Linked DNA regions of Homo sapiens: region 1 is linked to region 2. A link is an interaction called in ENCODE POLR2A ChIA-PET data of the cell type or tissue named here. Cell type or tissue: B cell. All regions are shown on one strand. Links, peaks and the distances in the headings refer to the core of each region. The heading gives the core; the rest is flanking DNA.

Region 1 (12,519 bases), core at 2,331-10,330, 690 kb before region 2:
AAGATTGCACCACTGCACTCCAGCCTGGGGGATAGAGTGAGACTCTGTCTCAAAAACAAAAAAACAAAACAAAAAGCCAGAATAAAGAAAAAACTTAACAAAATTTTACTCATGAAGTAAAAGACAAAAACTTCAGTGAAATTTATGCAGCCTGTGGGGTTGGGCAGGCGCAGAGGAAGTGCGGCCTTAACAGAATCACGTTCAGGAAAAGCGCAGGAGCCCATTCAGAGGTTTTTACGGGCTCTGAGGTGGTGAGGGCAGTGGCGTGTGTCGTTGCTTAAATGAACTTCAATTTGAAGAAAGATTGCTCTGATATTTCTGGGAATTAGTGCCATTTGAGAATTTCGGAATTTATACGTATGTTGGTTTGTCATCTTCATACCAAAATCTACTTTATTTGCACATCAGTCATAAAGGTGTTTTACCCATTTGGCTTATTTGTGTGTTTAAAATTAAAACTCAAGCCATTTTCCCTCTCCAGAAAATGTGACTTGTGTAGTATGACATCTTACTGGAGTTGGGGGAAGGCTTGGTGGGCACCTGAATAAACATCGATCTGGGGAAGATGCACCTGGAGGGCTGCCTGGACAAGTCCCTGACGCTACTAGATTGCCTACTTTCAAAGGACTAGGAAACATTTTTTCAGCTTTAAAAGATTTAAAAGCCGGTGATATTTCAGAATAGTGCTGAAAGAGCCCTGCTGTTGAATGAACATTGGGAGCACCGCATGTGGGTTGTGGCAAACCCTTTATCCCATGAGGCCCTCTCTTCTCCATGCCTCTAAGTTCTACAGACCATCAGTGCCGCCCCTGAAATGTCCTGTCTTAAATAGAATGCCTTGAACCATACCTCTGCATCAAAAATGTGGAGCCGGGGGAGCTCCAAGGACTGGGGATTCTCTGTGCCTTCAAAATGACAAGTTAGAAGTACTAAGGTAAAAGCAGAAAAGCATCTGTGAGGGACTAACTTCAGGTGGTGCCTCTGACAACACAGAGCAGTCAAGTTACTACTGTGCATTTAACAGGGCACACCTTTTAGCTCTGAAAGAACCTTAACTTTTTCAGTGCTTCTTTACCAGCACTGTCACCACTGGTCTTTACAGCGTTCTTAAGAAAGGGCAGAGCAGATAGTCTGTTCACTTGCAGATGGGAAAGCTGACTTTCGGGGAGCTGAGCCCCATGCCAGGTCTCTCAGCCAGGAAATAGCAGGTTAGCCAGAACCTGTCTTCTGATTCCTGGTCTGATTCTTTTTCCATTTCACTTTCCCCACCCCTCCTTTTTAAAATAAATTTTATTTTATGACAACTTTACTTACTTGCTTATTTAGAGCTTAACCTTCTCCCACAAAACATTTGAGGTGGCTTAAATGTAGTGGCTAAAGAGGAAGTTGGCCAGGTGGGGTGGCGCACCCCTGTAATCCCAGCACGTTGGGAGGCCGAGGTGGGCAGATCACGAGGTCAGGAGATCGAGACCAGCCTGGCCAACATGGTGAAACCCCCGTCCCTACTAAAAGAAAAAAAAAAATTAGCTGGGCGTGATGGCATGCCTGTAGTCCCAGCTACTTGGGAGGCTGAGGCAGGAGAATTGCTTGAACCTGGGAGGCGGAGGTTGCAGTGAGCCAAAATCGTGCCACTGCACTCCAGCCTGGTGACAGAGCAAGACTCCATCTCAGAAGAAAAAAAAAAAAAATTTTGGCTCAAGTAAGGCAAATACTTTTTTTTTCTTAAGCATTGAGAATGAGGATAAGAAGAAAGCTGTTTCTTTGATTAAACTTAAATCTTACCTGTGTGCCCAGACCTCCCCACCAGTTCTTAGATCATTGGACAGCACCCCCAATATTAAGCATGTATAAAACTTTTGTATTTCACTCCAAATTCAGGATGCCATGAATGGAGAAAGGAGTAACACATGAGGGAGCTTCGTGGTTATAGCCATATTGCCTTTACCTTTTTGGTATTATACTTACTGTATCATATTTTGCTATTTTTGTGTGTTTAAACATGAAAAGTAGTAAAATAGTACATTTGTAAAAGGGGGAAAATCACCCCTAGCTTCCACCATTGTTATAACTCTTAAGCATAGCATTCTCTTGAATTCTTTCCTCATAGGCACTTTTTTCCAAAAAGTTCTAAGCAACATTTTAAACACTGTTGGAAGCTTTTAAAATTTAACATAGCATAAGCATTTTTCATGTTTTAAAGTGGTTTTCATAATTATACTTCTTTTTGAAAAATTTTTTATTGTGATAAAATTTACTTTTTTTATGGAGACAGGGTCTCACTCTTATCCAGGCCGGAGGGCGGTGATGCAGTCACGACTCACTGCAGCCTTGACGTCCCGGGTTCCAGCGAATCTCATGCCTCAGCCTTCCCAGTAGCTGGGACTACAGGCACGTGCCACCACGCCCAGCTAATTTTTGTATTTTTTGTAGAGACATGGTTTCACCTTGTTCCCAGGCTGGTTTCGAACTCCTGGGCTCTAGCAATCTGCCCATCTTGGCCTCCCAAAATGCTGGGATTATAGGTGTGAGCCACTGTGCCCAGCTAAAATGTACCATTTTAACCATTTTAAAGTATATAGTTGGCTCTACATATCCGCAGGTTCTGCATGTGAGGACTGAAAACGTTCAAAGAAAAAAAATACAACAAAAATATAGTAGAACAATAGCATTTACGTTGTATTAGGTAATATAAATAATCTAGAGATGATGTATATGAGGGATGCATATGGGTTATGTGCAAATAATATGCCATTTTATATGAGAGACTTGAACATTTAAGGATTTTTTTATCTACATGGGTCCTAGAACCAACCCCCATCGATATTGAGGGACAACGGTATAATTCAGTGGCATTAAGTACGTTCCTGTTGGTGTACAGCCATCATCGCTATCCATCTCCAGAACTTTTGTTCATCTTCCCAAACTGAAACTCTGTGCCCATCAAACACTTCCCTTTTACCCCTTCCCCAGCCTCTGATAACCACCATTCTATTTCTGTGTCTATAAATTTGACTACTCTAGATACCTCATATTAGTGGAATCATAAAATATTTGTCTTTTTATATCTGGCTTATTTCACTTAGCATGATGTTCTGAAGGTTCATCCATGTTGTAGCATGTGTCAGAATGTCCTTCCCTTTCAAGGCTGAATGATATTTCATTGTATGTCAATACACATTTTGTTAACCCATTCATCTGGGTTTTTTTCTTTCTATAATCCAGGACAGTGCTGAAACCCATTCATCTGTTGATGGACACCGGGTAATTAAACTTTTTGAAGACATAATAGGCCATCAAGTAGATAAATCATACTAGAAGATGCAATTTTTGCCCTCAAAGAATACTGAAGTTGATATGCCAACATGTCAAACACAGAAGATGAAAGCAACTAAGTGATGTGAGAAGTCAGTGTGGGTTCATACAGAGTAACCAAAGGAGGTTGTCCTTGCCTTTCATCTAGTTGTTAGACTGAGGGAGGGTAGGACCTGGGAGGATTCCAGAAGAAGGTCTTCAGTTTGATTTCTGACCCTCCCACTTCTGTTGCTCTGTTAGGCCTCTGTGTACAGTTAGCAGCCATCTCATAGTAAATCTTCCAAATAATTAGGAGGGTCACTGCTTTGTCAGGACAATTTATACCCTTTCTCAATTAGCAAATTGTGTGGCAATCCAAAGTTAACTGGAGTGTTGCTCCCCTTTTCTATTTTGCTCCCGTGTGGATGTGGTGCAAGAAGGCCTGCCAAGGTCAGCCTCCCGTTTTCCTCCGTGGGTTGGTATAGACATGTTTGTTGGCCAGACATTGCCTAAAGCCCTGTAGTCAAGGGTGGTGTGCTTGCATTTGCCTGGCTGAATTAAGGCTCTTGGTGCTTTTCTATCAGTCGAATCCCTTCTCCTCCATGTCTTCTAGAAATTGAGAAGGGTTTATCAGTGGTACCTCACTCTGTTTTCCACAGGTTTTTAAAATTTTTTTTTGTTCTTTTACATTTGTTTGATCTTTTCTTTTCTTTTCTTTTCTTTTTCTTTTTTCTTTTTTTTTTTTTTTTTGAGACGTACTTTTGCTCTTGTTGCCCAGGCTGGATTGCAGTGGTGCGATCCTGGCTCACCACAACCTCTGCCTCCTGGGTTCAAGCGATTCTTCTGCCCCAGCCTCCCGAGTAGCTGGGATTACAGGCATGCACCACCACACTTGGCTAATTTTTTTTGTATTTTTAGTGGAGACGGAGTTTCTCCATGTTGGTCAGGCTGGTCTTGAACTCCCAACCCCAGGTGATCCGGCCACTTCTGCCTCCCAGAGTGCTGGAATTACAGGTGTGAGCCACTGCACCCGGCCTTGTTTGATCATTTTAATGGGACTTTGGGGAGAGGGATAAGGTAAACAGATGGCTCATTCATCATCCTGAATTTATTTTTGTGTACTATTTATTGTCTTAGTCTGTTTGGCTGCTATAACAAAATACCTTAGACTGGGTAATTTATAAACAGTAGAAATGTGTTGCTCACAATCCTGGGAGCTGAGAAGTCCAAGAGCAAGGCACCAGTGGACTTGTTGTCTGGTGAGGGCTTGCTTAATCACTTCCCAAAGGCCCCACCTCGTAATGCTATTACATTTGGTATTAGGTTCCAACATAGGAATTTTGGGGGGACACCAACATTTGGATCATAGCAATTACATTTTCCTATTTTACTGAACTCTTAATTGTTCTGATTTCATTTGATTCTGTTGGGTTTTCCAGATGGAAAATTATATTACTTACAAATCAGGGTGATTTTTGGCTCTATTTTTATATGACTTTTTTCTATTTTTATATGACTTTTTTTCCTGTTGTAATATTTTGCTTGTAATTTCTAGAATGATACTGAATAGCACTTTTGGTGAGCATCTTTGGCTTAATCCTCCCTTTAGCCTTTAGCACTGTTGGCTTTAGTCACTTTCTGCATATTGCCAAATTGCTTTTTGGAAAGCTGCACTAGAATTGGAGAGTGCTTGTCACCCATGTCCACACCCAAGCTTAGTGACCAGAGCATTGTGAAGGGTCTTTCCAATTTGTGGCTCTTGTCATTTTAAAATTAAATTTGGGTTTGCCATTTATTATTTTTTTCTAGAAATTCTCGAGTCTGAGAATATGAGAATAGAGTTGGCCTAGGTTCATACATTGTTTTGTTCTCACCAGATAATTACACAACTTTTTCTTCCTATTCCAAAGTAACAGTGTTGTGGAGTGGAAATTACTGTTGTTAATTTTAGCACCATAGTTTGGTGGAAAAAAGTATGGGTCTTGGAGCCAGATATCAGAACTAAGCTATGTCACTAATAGCCTAGTGACTTTTCATAACCTTACTTAAACTCTTTGAACTTTAGTTTCAGCATTTGTAAAAAAAAAAAAAAAAAAAAGGATTTTCCTGTCTCACTGGGAGACTGAGAACATGGAGTAAGATGCAAAGTGGGCCCTTCCTTAGTAATGGAGAAATCATTAGCATTCACATACAAGGCCATTCAGCAAGAATTCGTTGCCATTTGAGATTTTGATAGACTTTAATTTTGATCAGAGATAATTTTAACCTTTTTTTCTCCGTGATTCTTCATCCCTGATTTCCAGATGGAATCAGGGTCAATGATAATTGTCTCTGCATATTTCTTTAATAATCTATTTTATTCCAGATTTTAAACATTGCTTAATGGGTAGAATATAAATGAAATTGCAAAAGCAATGTCCAACATTTATTTAGCACTTTACTATGTGGGCAGGTAATTAAGTACTTGACATATGTTTATTTAGTCTTCCCAACATTCCTACTTCTTGGGAAATGAAGGTGTTTGAAAAGTTACCCAGTCAGGTGGTGGGAGAGCCAGGCCCGGTGCCCGGCAGTCTTGCTGCTGAGCTGCTGTCACTGTTCTGCCTTTGTGGTCTTCACAGGGTTGCTCCCTTTATTCCGTGTTCCTTAAGCCCATTTTATTGCTTCTAGATCTAGGAAAAAACAAAAACACTGAGTTTTTGAAAAGGCTAATTGTTTTAAAGTTAAATAGTAAGTGTCAAATGTACAGCATTCATATCTATTAAATATACGTTAATTCTACTCTGTAGCAGTAAGACCCTTTCCTATCCAGGCAGTATAATTAGATCTTCTATATATCTTTAATAGCCTTCTATTTATCTTAAGAACTCTGGCTTAATTTTCTCTTGGATTATTATAAAGTCTTCATTATTGAGATATTTTTGTCAGTAAATTGTCCTTACTTGGTCCAACTTGGAGCTCTCTTTCTTTGTTTTGCTCTTGCATCATCATCTGAAGACCCTACCTTGGCTTTATCCTGCCAGGGACCGGTCATTCCAGCAAGATTCTCTCAACTCTGCTCCACAGCACTTTTTTGGCTCTTGATTACAGGATTTACCTTGTAGTATTGAAGTTGGTTTATTTTGCCCATCTTCTCTCACTGTGTAGGGTGCTTCTCGGGGCTAGGGACTGGACTTCGATGAGTTTTGCATTGTCAGCACCCGGCCTGTTCGGCCTGTGGTGGGCACTCACTAAGTGTCTCTGGTACCGGGGCCGGTGATGGGCACTCAGTTAGCGTCTCTGGCCTGAGTGTTGCTTGGCTGCTTTCCTGGTTTGACACTGCACTTTAGACTATTGCAGCTAAAATTAACACACATCATCTGTTGATGTGATGCTTGCCTCCTTTTAAGCTTTTCTCAAGCTTTCAAAATTTCTTCCTGAAGTTTTTCCTTCACAGATGAAATTGCTCCTGAATTAGAGGTGATTTACTCCAGGCTTCCTTGTGCTTAAATGTGGCAACTTTCAAGGCTGCCTTCATTTTTGCCTCAGAGTTTATAAAGCAGCTTAGTGTGAATAGATGCTGTAGGGCCGGGCACAGTGGCCCATGCCTGTAATCCCAGCACTTTGGGAGGCTGAGGCAGGTTGATCACCTGAGGTCAGGAGGTCAAGACCAGCCTGGCCAACATGGTGAAACCCTGTCTCTATTAAAAATACAAAAATTACCCAGGCATGGTGGCAGGTGCCTATAATCCCAGATACATGGGAGGCTGAGGCAGGAGAATGGCTTGAACCCAGGAGGTGGAGGTTGCAGTTAGCCGAGATCGCGCCACTGTACTCCAGCCTGGGTGACAAAGTGAGACTCTGTCTCAAAAAAAAAAAAAAAAAAAAGATGCTGTACTGAGTTTATTTAATATAAGCAGTTTTATGTTAGTCACTGCTCTGTTGAGTTTTGTTTCATTTTCAATTGTTGCTTCTCATGTGGTAATGAAGAAAGCATTTAAAGGCCAAGTTAAGTGGGTGCCTAACCAAAATAGGTCCAGCTTCCTCAAGTTGTGTCATGACTTGTTGATGAGGAGGAAGGGCAAGGAGACATCTAACTCTCACAGGCTTTGTCTCTTGTAGCTCAGATAGGGTTTCTTTAATCCATTTTAGAATTTTTTTTTTTTTTTTGAGATAGGTTCTTGCTCTGCCACCCAGGCTGGAGTGCAGTGTGCCATCATAACTTGCTGCAGCCTCAAACTCCTGGGCTCAGGCGATCCTCCCACCTCAGCCTCTGAGTAGCTGGGGCTACAGGCGGGTCACCACATTTGGCAAATTTTTAAATTTTTTGTAGAGATGGGGTCTCACTCTGTTCCCCAGGCTAGTCTCAAACTCCTGAGTTCAAGCCATCCTCCTGCCTTGGATTCCCAAAGTGCTGGGATTACAGGCATGAGCCACCACGCCTGGCCCCACATTAAAAATTTTGAAACGGTAGCTTTGATTCAGGTGTAACTGTCCTCCTAAAGAAAAATAAAATGTTCTGAGAAGTTTTAGTTTAAAGTTGGAAAGCACTGAGAATAAATCTGTTTTGGGGGAAACATTGAAATGCTACGTTTGAAAATCTGTAGAATTTGCTTCAGGTGAGACAAAGGATGGGGTAAGTCATTGAAAGGACTCACTGGGACACATGTGCAGTGGAGGGTTTAAAAGTATTTGCGGAAAAATATTTAGAACGTTTAATTTCTAAATTAGAAATGTATGAGTGAATTTAGGGGGAAGGGGCTGGTTAAGTACCCAGGGATTGGTTCCACAGTTGCTGAGCATACACTGTCACCAAGTCAGATGTGGCTACTGTCCTCGGGGAGGTGACAGGTAGAGGAGAAAGCCTTATCCACTAGGTTTTAATTCAAGGTGCCAAGGACCATGTGATGTGGCAACAGGTGCATTTCAAGCATAAAGAGGTGGAATTTTTCAGTTGGGAATTACCAGTGGTCACCAATGTTTTTATCATCAGATTCTTTTTATATTTTCTTTCTTCCTCCCTTCCTGCCCCAATGGCTATGATCTTATTACTAGCCAAGAATTGTTGTTCAGTACAAGATAATGGTATTAATAGCTCGTATTTGTTTTTTATGCTTAATGTGAGCTGAATGAGGGAGAGGCTGGAGCTGAAGAAGAGGATCTGGCAGTGAGTGCTGTGGAACCTCAGCATCCCAGGCCAGCCAAGGCAGAGGAACAAGCAGAGGAGACAGAAAGAATCACAAGGGAGGAGGAAACTATCAGGAAGTTCCTTTAGAGAGCTTACAATTAACTCACTGAAATCCCTCCACAGCTGCCTGAGATAGGTTTTGTCATACCTCCATTTTACAGTTGGGGAAACTGAGACCTTGAGTAGTTAAGTAGCATAGCTCTAATGCAGGAAGTAGTCATTGACAGACCCAAGATTTGAAGTGAGGCTGTCAGCCTCCTGAGTTCCCCTTCTTAATCACTACTGCTTTCCAAGTTTCTAGAGTGTTTCAGTCAAAAACAAATGTGACAGTTAGGTTTGTGTAACTTTACTATAGTAGATGTGTAGTTCTCAATACATACTTTATCTTAGCTAGAAGGCTAAGGAAACGATCAATATGTGTTTTAAATATTGAAAAAGAGCTTATGGACTTTGATTATTGGGTTTGTAGATGCATAGAGATCTCATGACCTGGCTTTGGGAATCTGGTCCGATCTTGTCATTTTGCCTTTGGCGAAAGTGAAGGCCCTTGTTGAGGGACCTACCCGACACTTCACTGGAGCTTGAGCCTGGGTCTCTTGAGTCCAAGGACAGAGTTTTTCCCATTGTACTATGATGTCCTTGGAATGTGTGTTCTTCACACAGACAGTGTTGCCAGTGAAAGTTAGGGAAAGTCAAAATGGGTAAGATGCTAAAAGAACAGATAAGCTTCAGGAGCCACATCCAATGTCTTCATTGAACTGGACCTTTCTGCAGGCCCTCTCTTTGCTCAGGTGTTGAGACTCCCCTCTCTGTTGGTTTCCTCCTCCCTGTTCATTCTTCCTTCTCACCCTCCTCTGCTGGCTCCCTACCTTTATTTACCTGACGTGGGGTTCCACAGGGCTCACCACTAGAGCCTTTCCTCCATCCTCATCCTCCCTCACTGGGCTTAGTATGTTCTGTAGTTCTGTAGTTAAAACTGACCTTTATGTCGATGACACTGACTTATCTCCAGTCTATACTTTGACTCCGAGGTTCAGATGCAAGTGTCCAGCTATTTACTTGACCCTGCCATTTGGATGTCTCCTAAACATTGCAGACTCAACATGCCACATCTGCTCATGGCAACTCCATGCCCTGTCCCATTCTTCTTCAGCTCAATTACTGCCACCACCAATTGGGAATTATTCATAACTGTAATAGCTGACACTTACTGAGAGTTTATTATGTGCCGGCACTGCCTCAAAAATATTACACGAATTAACACAAATAATCTGTCTGGTCCTAACAATAGTACCATGAGGTAGGTTGTGGTAATAGTGATAGCTAATATAGCTCCTAGTATGTACCAGGCACAGTTTTAAGCATGTTACAGATATTAACTCATTGAATTCTTATCATAGATTCATGAGGTAGATACTGTTATTATCTCTAATTGATAGGTAAGAAAACTGAATTACAGAGAGATTAAGTTACTTGCTCCACGTCCCTCGGTTAAAACCTGCCTCCCGGGCTGGGTGCAGTGGCTCACACCTGTAATCACAACACTTTGGGAGGCCGAGGTGGGTGGATCATGAGGTCAGGAGTTCGAGACCAGCCTGGCCAACATAGTGAAACCCCATCTGTACTAAAAATACAAAAATTAGCTGGGCATGGTGGCGGGCACCTGCAGTCCCGGCTACTTGGGAGGCTGAGGCAGGAGAATTGCTTGAACCCGGGAGGTGGAGGTTGTAATGAGCCAAGATCACACCACAGCACTCCAGCCTGGGCGACAGAGTGAGAGTCTTTCTCAAAAAAACAAAAACAAAACAAAACAAAACACCACACACACAAACCAAAAGCCTGCCTCCCAGCTGCTCTCTTGTCCCTCTCTCTAATGAGCATCTTAGTGCTGGCCACCACCAGCTGTACCCGGATCACTGCAGCAGCCTCCTGCCTGTGCTTTCTGCCTTCACTCTGTCCTCTTCCACACAACAATGTTGTTCCTGAAATGAAAACCAGAACATTTCATTTAAACCTTCCAGTGGCGGCCGGGCGCAGTGGCTCACGCCTGTAGTCCCAGCACTTTGGGAGGCCAAGGCGGGCGGATCATGAGGTCAGGAGATCGAGACCATCCTGGCTAACACGTTGAAACCCTGTCTCTACTAAAAATACAAAAAAATCAGCCGGGTGTGGTGGCGGGCGCCTGTAGTCCCAGCTACTCGGGAGGCTGAGGCAGGAGAATGGCCTGAACCCAGGAGGCGGAGCTTGCAGTGAGCCGAGATTGCGCCCCTGCACTCCAGCCTGGGCAACAGAGCGAGACTCCGTCTCAAAAACAAAAAACAAAAAACCAAAACCTTCCAGTGGCTTCCCACTGCACTCCGAATAAAATATAAGCCCCTTTCTGTTGCCTACAGGCCGCTCCTAAGCAAACCCCCAACGTCCTGGTCTTTTCCGTATCCTCATACATGCCAGTCTTTCCTGCCTCTTGTTAGCCTTTTATTGATCTCTTCCATTTTGTTGTTCTCTCTGTTAGAATGTAAGCTCCCTGAAGGCTAGAGTTTGATCAGTGTAGAAAGAAATAAGTAAGAAATAAGAACAGGTTTAATTTTAGGCTATATCAGCATTCCATTTTGAAAATGTGTTCTGAGTTCCAAAAGAGCCAAATCTTACTAGACTGGAACACAGTCCAGTGCCGAGTTGTGGAGTGCTTGTATAGTTCTGCCACTGTCTGGAGCCCACGCGCTACAAGTGTCCCGCACAGTTGCAGCTGCTTTTTTTGTTGTTGTTGCTTTCCTCTTAGTCCTGCCCATCTTCTTCATTTGCCACGGTGTTTGAACTTCATGAGGCTGCTGCTGTCGAAACTGTGGTGATTCTGATGGTTCTGTGGATAGTGGAAGAAAACTGGCCAGGGACATACAGGGAGAGAAGCTGAGCCTGAGAGGGTTTGGCCATATTCCTGCCTGTGAAAGACCATGGGAGATGGTAATCTTCAAGGTCCCACACTGACCCTCACCAATTCATATTCTCCTGGCACTGATTTGCAAATTGAGCAACAAGTCTAGCCGTCTGGATGGCCACAGTTACTACTTTCTTTAGCTCTCAATGCCCATTCTAACCCACGGCAGCGCTTTGTCACTGTCCCTAGAGATTCCTTTGAACCCACCTTGATGTACATAACTACACTAATGGCAAGTTCTTTCATTTTCTTCAGTAACCAGACCTGTCAGCATGGAGCCCAAGGAAATAGGTCTTATGAGAATTTCTGTAGTAAGCAAAAACGTAGAATTTGGGGTAATATTAGTAAATAAACAATAACTTAGCAAATTAAGATCTTGTTTGTAGTTCTGCTGTGGAGGACAGTAACTCGTCATCTTATTTAAGACCCTGTGACTTTCAAAGAAGTGTCATTCTGTGAAAGTACTGAGGGAGGGTAGGCCCCTGCTGTGAATATAGGAGTATACAGTTCAGATATACTTTCTAAATATTGAGCAGGAGTAAAGACTGTAATAAACTAGGGAGACTTTTTCTTCTTTTTTTTGTTACGGCAGTCTTGCTCTGTCACTCAGGCTGGAGTACAGTGGTGCAACCTCAACTCACTGCAACCTCCGCTGCAAGAGTTTAAGCGACTCTCCTGTCTCAGCCCCCCAAGTAGCTGGGATTACAGGTGCGCGCCACCATGCCCGGCTAGTTTTTGTGTTTTTAGTAGAGACGGGGTTTTACCATGTTGGGCAGGCTGGTCTCGAACTCCTGACCTCGAATGATCTGCCCACCTTGGCCTCCCAAAGTGCTGGGATTACAGGCGTGAGCCACTGCGCCCGGCTGGGAGACTTTTTCTTCTTCCTTCTTTCTTCTTCTTTCTTTTTTTTTTTTTTTTGAGACAAGGTTTTGCTCTGACACCCAAGCTGGAGTGCAGTGGCATGATCATAGCTCACTGCAGCCTCAAACTCCTGGGCTCAAGTCATCCTCCCGTCTCAGTCTCTCAAGTAGCTGGGACTACAGGTGTGCAACCACCCCCTGGCTAATTTTTTTTTTTTTTATAGTAGACATGGAGTCTCACACTGGTCACAAACTCCTCCTTCTTC
Region 2 (12,519 bases), core at 2,779-10,778:
CCCTATTTAATAAATGGTGTTGGGAAAACTGGCTAGCCATATGCAGAAAACTGAAACTGGACCTCTTCCTTACACCTTATACAAAAATTAACTCAAGATGGACTAAAGATTTAAATGTAAGGCCTAAAACCATAAAAACCCTAGAAGAAAACCTAGGCAATACCATTCAGGACATAGGCATGGGCAAAGACTTCATGACTAAAACACCAAAAGCATTGGCAACAAAAGCCAAAATAGACAAATGGAATATAATTAAACTAAAGAGCTTCTGCACAGTAAAAGAAACTATCATCAGAGTGAACAGGCAACCTACAGAATGGGAGAACATTTTTGTAATCTATCCATTTGACAAAGGGCTAATATCCAGAATCTACAGGGAACTTAAACAAATTTACAAGAAAAAAACAACCCCATCAAAAAGTGGGCGAAGGATATGAACAGACACTTTTCAAAAGAAGACATTTATGCAGCCAACAAACATTAAAAAAAAAGCTCATCATCACTGGTCATTAGAGAAATGCAAATCAAAACCACAATGAGATACCATCTCATGCCAGTTAGAATGGCGATCATTAAAATGTCTGGAAACAACAGATGCTGGAGAGGATGTGGAGAAATAGGAACACTTTTACACTGTTGGTGGGAGTGTAAATTAGTTCAAACATTGTGGAAGACAGTGTGGCAATTCTTCAAGGATCTAGAACTAGAAATACCATTTGACTCAGCAATCCCATTACTGGTTATACACCCAAAGGATTATAAATTATTCTAATATAAAGATACATGCACACGTATGTTTATTGCAGCGCTATTCACAACAGCAAAGACTTGGAAACAACCCAAATGCCTATCAATGATAGACTGGATAAAGAAAATATGCCACATATACACCATGGAATACTATGCAGCCATAAAAAAGAATGAGTTCATGTCCTTTGCAGGGATATGGATGAAGGTGGAAACCATCATTCTCAGCAAACTAACACAGGAACAGAAAACCAAACACCACATGTTCTCACTCATAAGTGGGAGTTGAACAATGAGAACAATGAGGGCATGGGGTGGTGAACATCACACACTGGGGCCTGTCAGCGAGTGGAGGCAAGGAGAGGGGTAGCGTTAGGAGAAATAAGCAATGTAGATGACGGGTTGATGGGTGCAGCAAACCACAATGGCACATGTATACCTATGTGACAAACCTGTACGTTCTGCATATGTATCCCAGAACTTAAGTATAATTAAAAAAAAGAAAAAAGAAAATAATAACCAATATTTGTGGATCACTGTTTTCTGCATTTGATACTTATCTGCTTTATTTCTTACAAAAACCTTATGATGAGGCAGAGGGAACATATTGTTAAATTTCCACTTTAGAAATGTTAAACTGAGACTCGATGGGCAAGTAATGAGTCTAATTTCTTCACCTGAATTTGGTTTCATCTTCTCTTAACTTCTTACAGACTTTGCTTCATCTAGAATCTCCTATTGGCTTTGTCTCATGTGACTGTCCCCTGCTTTCAACTCCCACTCTCTCAATGGCTTACTCTCTCTTGCCTAACAATTGGAATATTGTACTAATTAACCTCCTATTTCTTTTTTCTTTTTTTCTCTTTTTTTTTTTTTTTTTTTTTTTTGAGACAGGGTCTTGCTTTGTCACCCAGGTTGGAGTACAGTGGCTTGATCTCGGTGCACTGCAACCTCTGCCTCCCAGGCTTAAGTGATCCTCCTGTCTCAGCCTCCCGAGTAGCTGGGACCACAGGCTAGTGCCACCATGCCCTGATTCTTGTATTTTTTTGCAGAGACAGGGGTCTCACTATGTTGCCCAGGCTGGTCTCGAACTCCTGGGCTCAAGCAATCCACCCATGTTGGGATTACAAGCATGAGCTACCATGCCTGGCCCTATTTCCATTCTTAACAAAATTCTATTTTATACTTCTACCAGAATTACCTTCAAAAAATACAAATTTGATGTCATTCTTCTTAAAAACTACAATAGTTTCCCTGACCTCCCAGAAGATTTCATCTTTTCCCAGACATGGTAATACAGAAACTAGAATAAAACAATTTCTATAATCCAGATTGAAGAGTAATGAAAAAATAATTTGGTACAAGAAATTTTCAATTAGCCTTCACAGTGCAGGGAGTATGGTTTCAGTATCTTTTGAAAGTAACATGTATTGGCCGGGCGCAGTGTCTCATTCCTATAATCCCAGCACTTTGGGAGGCCAAGGCGGGTGGATCACCTGAGGTTGGGAGTTCAAGACCAGCCTGACCAACATGGTGAAACCCTGTCTCTACTAAAAATACAAAATTAGCCGGCCGTGGTGGCACATGCCTGTAATCCCAGCTACTTGGGAGGCTGAGGCAGGAGAATCGCTTGAACCCGGGAGGTGGAGGTTGCAGTGAGCCGAGATTGTGTCATTGCACTCCAGCCTGGGCAACAAGAACAAAACTCCATCTCAAAAAAAAAAAAAAAAAAAAAAAAAGAAAGTGACATGCATTTTTCCATATAACAATTTGAAAGACACAAGCTTCAAATGGCATTCATTTTATGTGTGTAGAGGTATTATAGTAATAGTTAATACAGCTATGCATAAGATGTACTTAGGGCTGATGTGTCTAGCTAGCTAAAGGCAATACTGCTTATTACTATTGCTCTCATATTAAAAATTAACATTTTGTGAAAAACACACAATGCACTAGAATGGCCTTGGTTAAACCATCAGGCGGAGCCAGTCTACAGATAATGCTGCCTCAATTCCTAGATGTCGTGGAAATAAAACTCTTAATGTTTTATTACTTCATCGTCTGAAGTTAAACAAGTCCTACAGGAGGATAACAGTAGGCCAGAGTCATAACATTGCTCTATGTAATATCAGCACACTGACGCTAAATTCTTTTTTTCTTTTCTTTGAGACAGGGTCTCACTGTGTCGCCCAGGCTGGAGTGCAGTGGCATGATCAGAGCTCACTGCAGCCTGGACCTCCCAGGCTCAAGCAATCCTCCCTCCTCAGCCTCCCCAGTAGCTGGGGCCACAGATGTGTGCTACCACAACTGGCTAAGTTTTTGTAGAGATGAAGTTTCGCCTTGTTGTCCAGGCTTGATGGTAAATGATGCTACTGCCAGACCCGGCATGGTGATGGCCTTCCTGTATCTCATTTGAACTCATGAACGTATTTAATGTAATTCTCTTATGTTCAGCTGTCAAGGAACTTACATTTTATTGTATCTTTTTTTTCTGGGAGAATCTTTTAGCTACCACCACTTTATATTTATAAAATCCCATTCTTGTTTTCTGTGAGATTTTTAAAAACAAGATAACCAGACGTAACTCTATGAAGATAAATTATGGGTGAAAACTCTTTCAACTAAATTAATTCAATATAGTGTTGTGCAAAATGCTATGCATTCCTGTCATTTGGGGGAGGTGTTTAAATTTCTCAAGACCCTTCCTAAATGAAATCAGTATAAAAGATGTGAAATCATTACTTCATATTTTCTATCAGTAGCTTCAGTTATAATTCAGGGACCCACTAAGATACTGCTGGCTGCCAAAGTTTACCAAAGCAAGGAGGCAACCCGGTCATATTATCTATTTAGAAACTCAATGCTCTACAGGTGGCACTCCTTTCCTGTTATGTTTGGATAAAGAGAAATGATTGTGAAATAAAGAACAAAAGAAATTAAAAAGGGTAGCAACGTATGAGAAGATAAGTGATTGTGAAACAAAGAATGGAAGAAAGTAAACAGAGTAGCAATGTATGAAAATTTCACCTTCATAGCATTTACTTAATACATTTTATTCCTACATAACTAGATTATTGAACAAACTGGACTTGAGAGGAGGCAGGCAGGACACAACCTTATTTTTCCTTCCACTGACTCTTTAAGCCCAATCTGTGGACTTGTTTCTTTGCCTCTTGGATGAAATGTTGGGCAGATTCCACAGCTTTTCTGGTTACTTTTTAAAAACACTGTGAAATTCATAATGTAAAATTTAACCGTCTTAACAATTTCTAAGTGTACAATTCAGTAGTGTTAAATATATTCATATTATTGTGCCACCAATCTCTAGAATTTTTTCATCTTGCAAAACTGAAACTCTAAACACATTAAGCAACAAATTCCTGTTTCTCCTCCCTTCCAGCCCCAGCAATCACCGTTCTACTTTCTGTCTCTATGAATTTGACTACTCCAGATATCTCATATAAGTGGTATCATATAGTAGTCATCTTTTTTGTGAGTGGCTTATTTCACTTAACATGATGCCTTCAAGTTTTATCCATATTGTAGCATTTGTCAGAATTTCCTTCATTTTTAAGGCTGAATAATATTCCGTGGTGTGCATATACCATATTTTGTTTATTCGTTCATTCATGCATGGATACCTGGGTTGCTTCCACCTCTTGGCAATTGTGAATAGTGTTGCTATGAACATGGGTATACAACCATCTCTTCAAGATCTTGCTTTCAATTATTTTGGATATATACCCGGAAATGAGATTGTTGGATCATATGGTAATTCTGCTTTGAATTTTTTGAGGAACCATCATGCCATTTTCCACAGGGGCTGCACCATCTTGCATTCCAATGACAGTGTACAAGGGTTCCAACTGTCCCGCGTTCTCATGAACACTTATTTTGTATTGTGTTTTGGGTGGTAGCCATCCTAAATGGTATATGATGATATCTCATTGCAGTTTTGATTTGCATTTTTCTAATGATTGGTGATGTTGCATATCTTTTCATATGCTTGTTGGCCATCTGTATATCATCTTTGGAGAAATGTCTATTTAATTCTTTTGTCCATTTTAAATTTGGGTTATTTTGCTCTTGTCGTTATTGTTGAGTTGTAGGAATTCTTTATGTATTCTGGGTATTAACCCCTTTTCAGATATATGACTGGCAAATATCTTCTTCTATTCCATAGGTTGCCTTTTCACTCTGTTGAATGTGTACTTTGGTACACAGAAGTCTTAAATTTTGATGTAATCCAATTTGTATATTTTTACTTTTGTTGCCTGTTTCTGGTCATGTTTAAGGTACTAGAACCTCTAGTTAAATAACCGAGTCTAATACAGTGCAATAGTCAAAACTCTGGACACTCCACCAGTTGGAAACCTCTCCCTCCCGCATCCAGCCAGCTTCAGATTGGACGATCTGTGGTGGAGTGGCAGAGGGCTGGCGCTGGGATGCCTGGCTTTTCCTCTTTTCTCCAAATTGCTCTCAACTTGTTGCAGGTGCTTGTTGTTTCTGACCCCTCTGTTAGAAGGTGTTGGGCCCAGGGAGAGCAAGAATCTGCAGAAGTGGTGCACCCGTGATCTACTCTCAAGGTCCTCTAGATGGTGGGTATCAAATCTTGGTTCTTCCTCTCAAAGAGAACTTTTGAGGGTTCCTCAAAGAACCCATGAGGGAGCTGGCTGTAGTTCTTCTGAAGCCATGCACTGATCAAAAGAAGTGTGCCTGACATTAGTGGTCAGGGACAGCAAGTCCTTTTGGGTCTTCGAGCTGGTGTGAGAAGTATCTGATGCTGTACTGCTGCTGGCCCTTGGTGCACCAGGCAGCCATGCCATGTCTGGCACTTTTGCCTGTGAGATGCCCAAAGGCTCATGTTAGTGGGAAACATGAGCAATGGCAGGCTGGTTGTGTGGGAGGTGAAGGCTGAGCAGTCCTCCTGTAGACTGACCTGAGGGAGTCCAAATGCTCCTGCTACCGTGGCTTGTCTTTTACTACGTGGTGTATGAATCCACTAGTTGTTGTTTGGTGGTATATTACATTTTGCGGTAGCGATTAACTCCAGCTCCAAGGAACACAGGTCGAACTCCTGAGCTCTCCCCCTGAAGCTTCTTTCCCGCCTAGACACTGTGTGGTACACCAGTATCTCCAGAACAAGTGCCACCCCTGGTCTCCCTGCACTCCCTGTCTACAGCGTCATGCTGGGCGGGGCCTAGTGCTCACAGCCTGCTATCTCTCTGCAGGGCCTTGCAGTTGGTGCCTTTCTTAGGATGTAGCAGTACCAGGTGCTACTGCATGGTTCTCAGCCTCTAGGGCCTTGGCTTCCCCTGAGAAGGGAGTCCCATTTAAACATCCTGCTGGGCGCGGTGGCTCACGCCTGTAATCCCAGCACTTTGGGAGGCTGAGATGGGTGGATCACTTGAGGTCAGGAGTTTGAGACCAGCCAGCCAACATGGCAAAACCCTGTCTCTACTAAAAATACAAAAATTAGCTGGCTGTGGTGGCGTGCGCCTGTAATCCCAGTTACTTGGGAGGCTGAGGCAGGAGAATCGCTTGAACTCGGGGGATGGAAGTTGCAGTGAGCTGAGACTGCACCACTGCACTCCAGGCTGGGTGACAGAGTGAGACTGTCTCAAAAAAAAAAAAAAAAAAAAGTCCAGCTACCTGACTGTATTACAGAGAACAAAGAAAACTAAAACAAGTAGCAGTTTAAAAATGAGGCACTAGTGAAATTACTTGATAAAAATACCTCTGAAAAAAAATTTTTAGGTACTTTATTTATTTATTTATTTATTTATTTATTTATTATTGTTATTATTTGAGATGAAGTCTCACTCTGTCGGCCAGGTTGGAGTGCACTGGTGTGATCTCGACTCACTGCAACCTCCACCTCCCGGGGTTCAAGTGATGGGCCTGCCTCAGCCTCTTGAGTAGCTAGGACTACAGGTGCATGCCACCACGCCTGGCTAAGTTTTGTATTTTAGTAGAGATGGGGTTTCACCATGTTGGCCAGGTTGGTCTCAAATTCCTGACCTCAGGTGATCCACCTGCCACAGTCTCCCCAAGTGTTGGGATTACAGGTGTGAGCCACTGCGTCTGGCCATAATTTTAATAATAGTATCTGAAATAATGTATCTTATTAACCCATCTTATAACAACAAGTGACTCAATACTGAAATTCAAGCAAAACCAACGTCATGATGTCTTAGTCTGTTTTCTGTTACTTACAACAGATGACCTGAAACTGGATGATTTATTCAAAAGTGGAATTTATTTCTGACAGCTCTGAAGGCTGAGAAGCTCAAAGTTGAGGGGCTGCATCTGGTGAGGGCCTTCTTCCTGGTGGGAACTGTGCAGAATCCTGAGGTGACAGGGCATCACATGATGTGCTGGCTCAGTTCTCTTTCCCCTGCTTAGAAAGCCACCAGTCCCACTTTTGTGACATCCCATTAATCAATCAACCCATGAATCCTTGCGCGGGTTAATCTATTAATGAGGGCAGAGCCCTCATGACCCAATCACCCCTTAGAGAGCCCCCACCTTTTAATACTGCCACATTGAGGATTGAGTTTTAGAGGGGAATGCTACCATTCCACCCCTGATCCCCCAAAACTCATTTCCTTCTCACATTCATTCTACTCCCATAGTTCCAAAGTCTGAACTAATTCCAGCACAAAATTCCAGTTCAAAGTCCAGAGCCTCACTTGTGAGCCTGTGAAACCAAAACAAGCTCTCTTCTTCCAAGATACAGTGGTGGTACAGGCATTAGACAGACATTCCTATTTCAAAAGAGAGAAATAGGCAAAAAGAGAGGAGTAATAGGCCCCAAGCAAGCCCAAGACCCAGTAAAGAAGACGTCAAATCTTAAAGCTGGAGAATAGTCTCTTTTGACTCCATGTGCCACCTGCTGTACACACTGGGGCAGAGGTTGGGGCCCTAAGGCTTCAGGCAGCTGCCCCCACCCCCTGGCTTTGCTGGGTGCAGTCCCTGTGGCAAAGCGCCTGAAGCTTTGCCATGCAGGTGCTGCATGCTGCTGGGGACTCCACTGCCCTGGGGTCCTGGTGGTGGTCCCGCTCCCATGGCTCCACTAGCAGCCCTGGTGGGGACTCCCTGTAGCAGCTCTGACTCCACATTTCTGCTAGCATTACTCTAGTGAGGGCTCTCTGCAGTGATGCCATCCCTGAACATGTCTCTACCTGGCTTCTAGGCTTTCAGCCACATCCTCTGAAATCTAGGTAGAGGGTGCCAATCCTCCGCAGCTATTGCTTTCTGCAAGCCTGCAGAATTAGCATCATGAGACACCATCAAGGCTACAGCTTGTATCTTCTTGAGCAGCGGGCTGATCCACACCTGGGACTACTTGAGCCACAGCTGGGGCAGCTGAGAAGCACCTCACCAGAATCTGGTTAGCAGGGTCCTGAGGTGGCCCTGGGGAGGGAGTCTGTGGAAGGTGTCTTGGGCTCATCCCTGCCCTCATAGGCCTCTGGGCCTGTAACAGCGGGGAAGCCTCAAAGGTCTTTAAAATGGCTTTGCGGTCTTTCTTTCACTGTTTTGAGGAGAAGCACCTGGCTTCCTTCTAGCTGTGCTAATCTCTTTGGCAAGAGGTCGCCGTGCTACATCCTTGATTTCCTCTTCTAAACATGCTTTTTCACTTTTTTTGAGGAAGGGTCTCACTCTGTTGCTCAGGAATGCAGTGGTGTGATCATGGCTCACTGCAGCCCCCTAGGCTCTGGTGATCCTACCACCTCAGCCTCCTGAGTAGCTGGGACTACCAGTAGCTGTGCACCACCACACCCAGCTATTTTTTTTATTTTTTGTAGAGGTGGGGTTTTGCCATGTTGTGCATTCTGGTCTCAAACTCCTGGACTCAAGTGATCTGCCTGCCTCAGCCTGCCAAAGTGCTGGGATTACAGGCGTGAACCACTGTGCCCAGCCATTTTTCACTCTTTATATGGCCAGGCTGAGAATTTTCCAAATCTTTCTGCTTTGCTTTTCTTTTGGTTATAAATTCTGTCTCCAAGTCATTTTTTTCCCTCTCACAGCTTAATGTTAGCAATTAAAAGTGGCCATGTAGCAGCCTGAATGATTTTCTGCTTGGATACTTCTTCCACAGATACCCTAGTTCATCACTTTCAAGTTTGCTCTTCCACAAAGCCCTCAGACATGGACACAGTTCAACCAAGTTGGTTTTTTTTTTTTCTAATTTATAAAAAGGATAGCCTTTACTCTAGGTTCCAAGAGAGTTCCATTTGAGACCTTGTCAGAATGGCCTTCATTGTCCAAATTTCTGTCAGTATTCTGGTCATGATCACTTAAACAATCTCTAGTGAGTTCCAAACTTTCCTTAGTCGTCTTGTCGTCTAAGCCTTTACCAGAATGAATTGAAGGCTTTTTCTGGCCTTGGCCTGCTCCTCCAAATGCTTCTGGCCTCTGCCCTTACTTTCACGTTTTCAGGTATTCATTATTAGCAACAGCCCCACTTCTGATACCAATTTTCTTAGTCCATTTTCTATTGCTTATAACAGAATACCTGAAACTGGATAATTTATAAAGAAAAGAAGTTTATATATATTGATGATAATTGCTTTCCAGAAAGATCGTGAGGGCCTTCTTGCTGGTGGGGACCCTTTGCAGGGTCCCAAGGTGGTGCAGGGCATCACATGGCAAGCGGTCTGAGTGTGCTAGTTCAGGTCTCTCTTGCTGTTCTTATGAAGCCACCAGTGCCACTCCTGTGATAACCCATTAATCACTTAACTCATTAATCCATTGATCCATGTGTGGATGAACCCATACATGAGGGCAGAGCTCTCATGACCCACCACCTCTTAAAGGTCCTGCCTCTCAAAACTGCCACACTGGGGATTAAGTTTCCACATGAGTTGAGGGAACAAACATTCAAACCATAGCGCATGGGAAAGGCATAAGAGTCAGGTTAACACAAAAATATTACTAGCTGTATGAAAAAAGCAAACTAAATTGTTGGTCATTTGGGCAACCATTGTTTGTAAACAAAAATGCAACTTATGAGATGAATGATAAACCTGGGTATCTGCAAATCAAGGAGTTAGAAAAATATGGAAAACTACTAGATGAATTGAGCTTAATATAAGAGTTCCTATGACCCCTGGTCTGTTTAGCAATGCCTTCTTAGAGCTATGTCAGTCACTGGCCTCTTAGTACTCATGGCTGAAACAGTATGAGATGCTGATGGAACAGAAAATGAGGCACCTTTTGAATTTAGGGGGTAAACTGAGAATTTAGGTTCAACTTGACTAGGACTCGTTCTCTGCAGATTGGTCTTCCAGAGATGGAGCTGGCCTCCCATGGAATAGGACCACTGGGTTCTGAAATATGCACCACAGATACTAGCTAGAATTGAGTACCTAAGGCAGTGAGGTTAATCATGATAGAATGCTGAGTGGCAGATCAGAGTTGGAAACTACTGATCTACCAGGTTACATAGTTAAAATTATAAGACTTGGCTCCTAGACTCTGACCATGCCACGGGAAGGCCTGGTACTTCCCCTGTCATGTAGCTGATCACGTTTATGTAAGAATACAAGGCTGAAGTCCTTTTCCTGGAGTCTAATATCCAGCTCTTCTCAGTCAACGTGAGCCACCCAACTGTGGGGGGGCAATGGGAAACTGCACTTGCAATTGTTCTTGTCTTGGTAAGTTTAGGCCTGGTGTGTGCTGCAAGGACACTGGAGCCCTGAGAAAGGCTTCTTAAAGTGGGGACTCCTAAGCTGAGTACTTAAGGACGAGAAATTTGCTAGGTAGGCAAATGGTTTGTGTGTGTTGTGGAGGTGGAGGGGATGGGAACAGCAGGTGGGTATATCAGATATCATTTGGTTCTTTCATTAATCATTTCTCTCTTGAGAAATGATTTCTTTCTTTAATCACCTCTCTCTTGAGAATTCATATTTTTCAACTCATTGAAAGCATATTTTGTTTTACTTCATTGAGGAGAGTTCTAATAGCTGTTTAAAAATCATTGGCTGCTAATTCCAGTATCTGGCACATCTTGGCATCGGACTCAGTTGATTTTGAGAATATGTTTCATTTTCTTGGTTCTTTATATGATAGGTAGTTTTTCTTATTGTATACTGGACCTTATCAATATTAAGTTGTAGAAATTCTGGATTCAGTTAATTTTCTCTCATGATTATGATTTCTTTTGTTTAAGTAGGCAATCATCTGTGTTTGAGTTGCAATCTCTATTTTTTGGGGTGGCAGCTTCAGTCTCAGTTCAGATATTTTTTCTCTAGATGAGCTGCTTTGAATTTGGTCCATACATACGTGGTTCAAGGGTCACTCGGAAATGTGGGCAGACATGTTTGCTGAAACCTTCTCTTGCTCTTTTGCTTCCAAGATTCTTCCACTTTTTTCAGTGTCCATGATTCCCTAGCTCGGTTTTTTTTTTTTTTTTTTTTTTTTTTTTTAAATTTCCCTGGTCAAAAAGACTGCTGTTTTCAATTAGTGTCTCCTCCAAGACCACACACTCCAAGTAGACTATATTTAGCCCCAGAACAGAAGCCATAAAAACAGAGAATTTGTACAGCTCCCATCCTCTTTTTCTCTGAGCTTGTCTCCTCCACCCGATTTCGTCTGCTCTGTCCACTCTCCAATTCACTGATGTAGTTGCTTTGGTATTATGTCCAGTGTTTATAGATATTTTCTGTTGGGACTCCTCCAGTTGGGTCTTGTTCTGTCATTACTGGAGGTGAGGTGAAAATTCCTACTATTTATCTTTTAGCATAAAAGATGTGTTATTAAAGAAGGTAAAATCCAACTTACTCAGATTCCACTGACATTGATGGGAGTGTAAAAAGTTGGTACAATCTTTCTTTTATCATCAATATATATCAAGAGCCTAAAAATGTTCATTATTTGACCTAGTAATCTCACTTGTAGGAATCTGCCAAGGAAAGATTTAAAGACACATTTATGATTGAAAATGTTGTTTATAATTTTAGAAGAGTAAAAAATTAGGAAAGCTTCAATGACCAGCAGTAGGACATCATTAAATCAATAATTGCACTTTAGGTACTATCTGTAAGGAATACTGAATAATATGAAAAACACAAAATATATTTAATGATAAAAACAGAAAATAAAATTATATTCATCATCCCAATTTTATGGAATTACAAACATATACATAAAAAGACTGAAAGGCAATGTTATAAGTGATAATTCTTACTCAATTTTGGTGGTGAAATTAGGAGAGATCTTTTTTCTTTTTCATAATTTATCTCCTTCCTCTCTTCCTCCCTCCCTCCTCTCTCTTTCCTTCCTTCCTTCTCCTTCCTTCCTTTCTTTCTTTCAGATAGGGTTTCACAGTCTTCCTTCCTTCCTCCCTCCCTCCCTCCCCCCTCCTTCCCCCTTCCCTTCCCTCCCCCTTCTTCCCCCTTCCCTTCCCCTCCCCTCCCCTCCTCTCCCTTCCCTTCCCTTCCCTTCCCAGTCTCTTTCTCTTTCCCTCTTTCTTTCTTTCTCCTTCCCTCCCTCCCTCCCTTCTTTCTTTTCTTTCTTTCTTTTTCCCTTTTCTTTTTTCTTTTCTTTCTTTTGATAGGTTTCACAATGTTGCCTAGGCTGCAGGGCAATGGTGCAATCATGGCTCAACAACTCACTGCAGCCTTGACTTCCCAGGCTCAAGCAATCTTCCCACTTCAGCCTCCCAAGCAGGTGGGACTACAGGCATGTGCCACCAAGCCAGGCTAATTTACAAAATTCTTTTGTAGAGACAGGGTCTCACTCTGTTGTCCAGGCTGGTCTCAAACTCTT

The links. Peaks named below come from ENCODE experiments on the same cell type or tissue, not always from the same donor. Only the 100,000 strongest peaks of a DNase experiment are listed, where the experiment ranks them.
Region 1: POLR2A ChIA-PET joins it to region 2 with 5 read pairs; 1 of 35 experiments calls an interaction of 5 or more read pairs at or near these places.

The regions. Positions count from the first base shown.
Region 1 is chr6:158,264,012-158,276,530 of GRCh38, forward strand. It overlaps a transcript of TULP4 not described here. Among named protein-coding and RNA genes, the nearest start is that of TULP4, 42 kb to the right of the region's middle. In B cell, for the core only: no CTCF peak of the experiment used is centred there; a DNase peak (open chromatin) is centred at 7,270.
Region 2 is chr6:158,951,301-158,963,819 of GRCh38, forward strand. It overlaps a transcript of RSPH3 not described here. Among named protein-coding and RNA genes, the nearest start is that of TAGAP-AS1, 42 kb to the right of the region's middle. In B cell, for the core only: CTCF peaks have their summits at 7,653 (motif pointing left) and 7,856; a DNase peak (open chromatin) is centred at 7,641.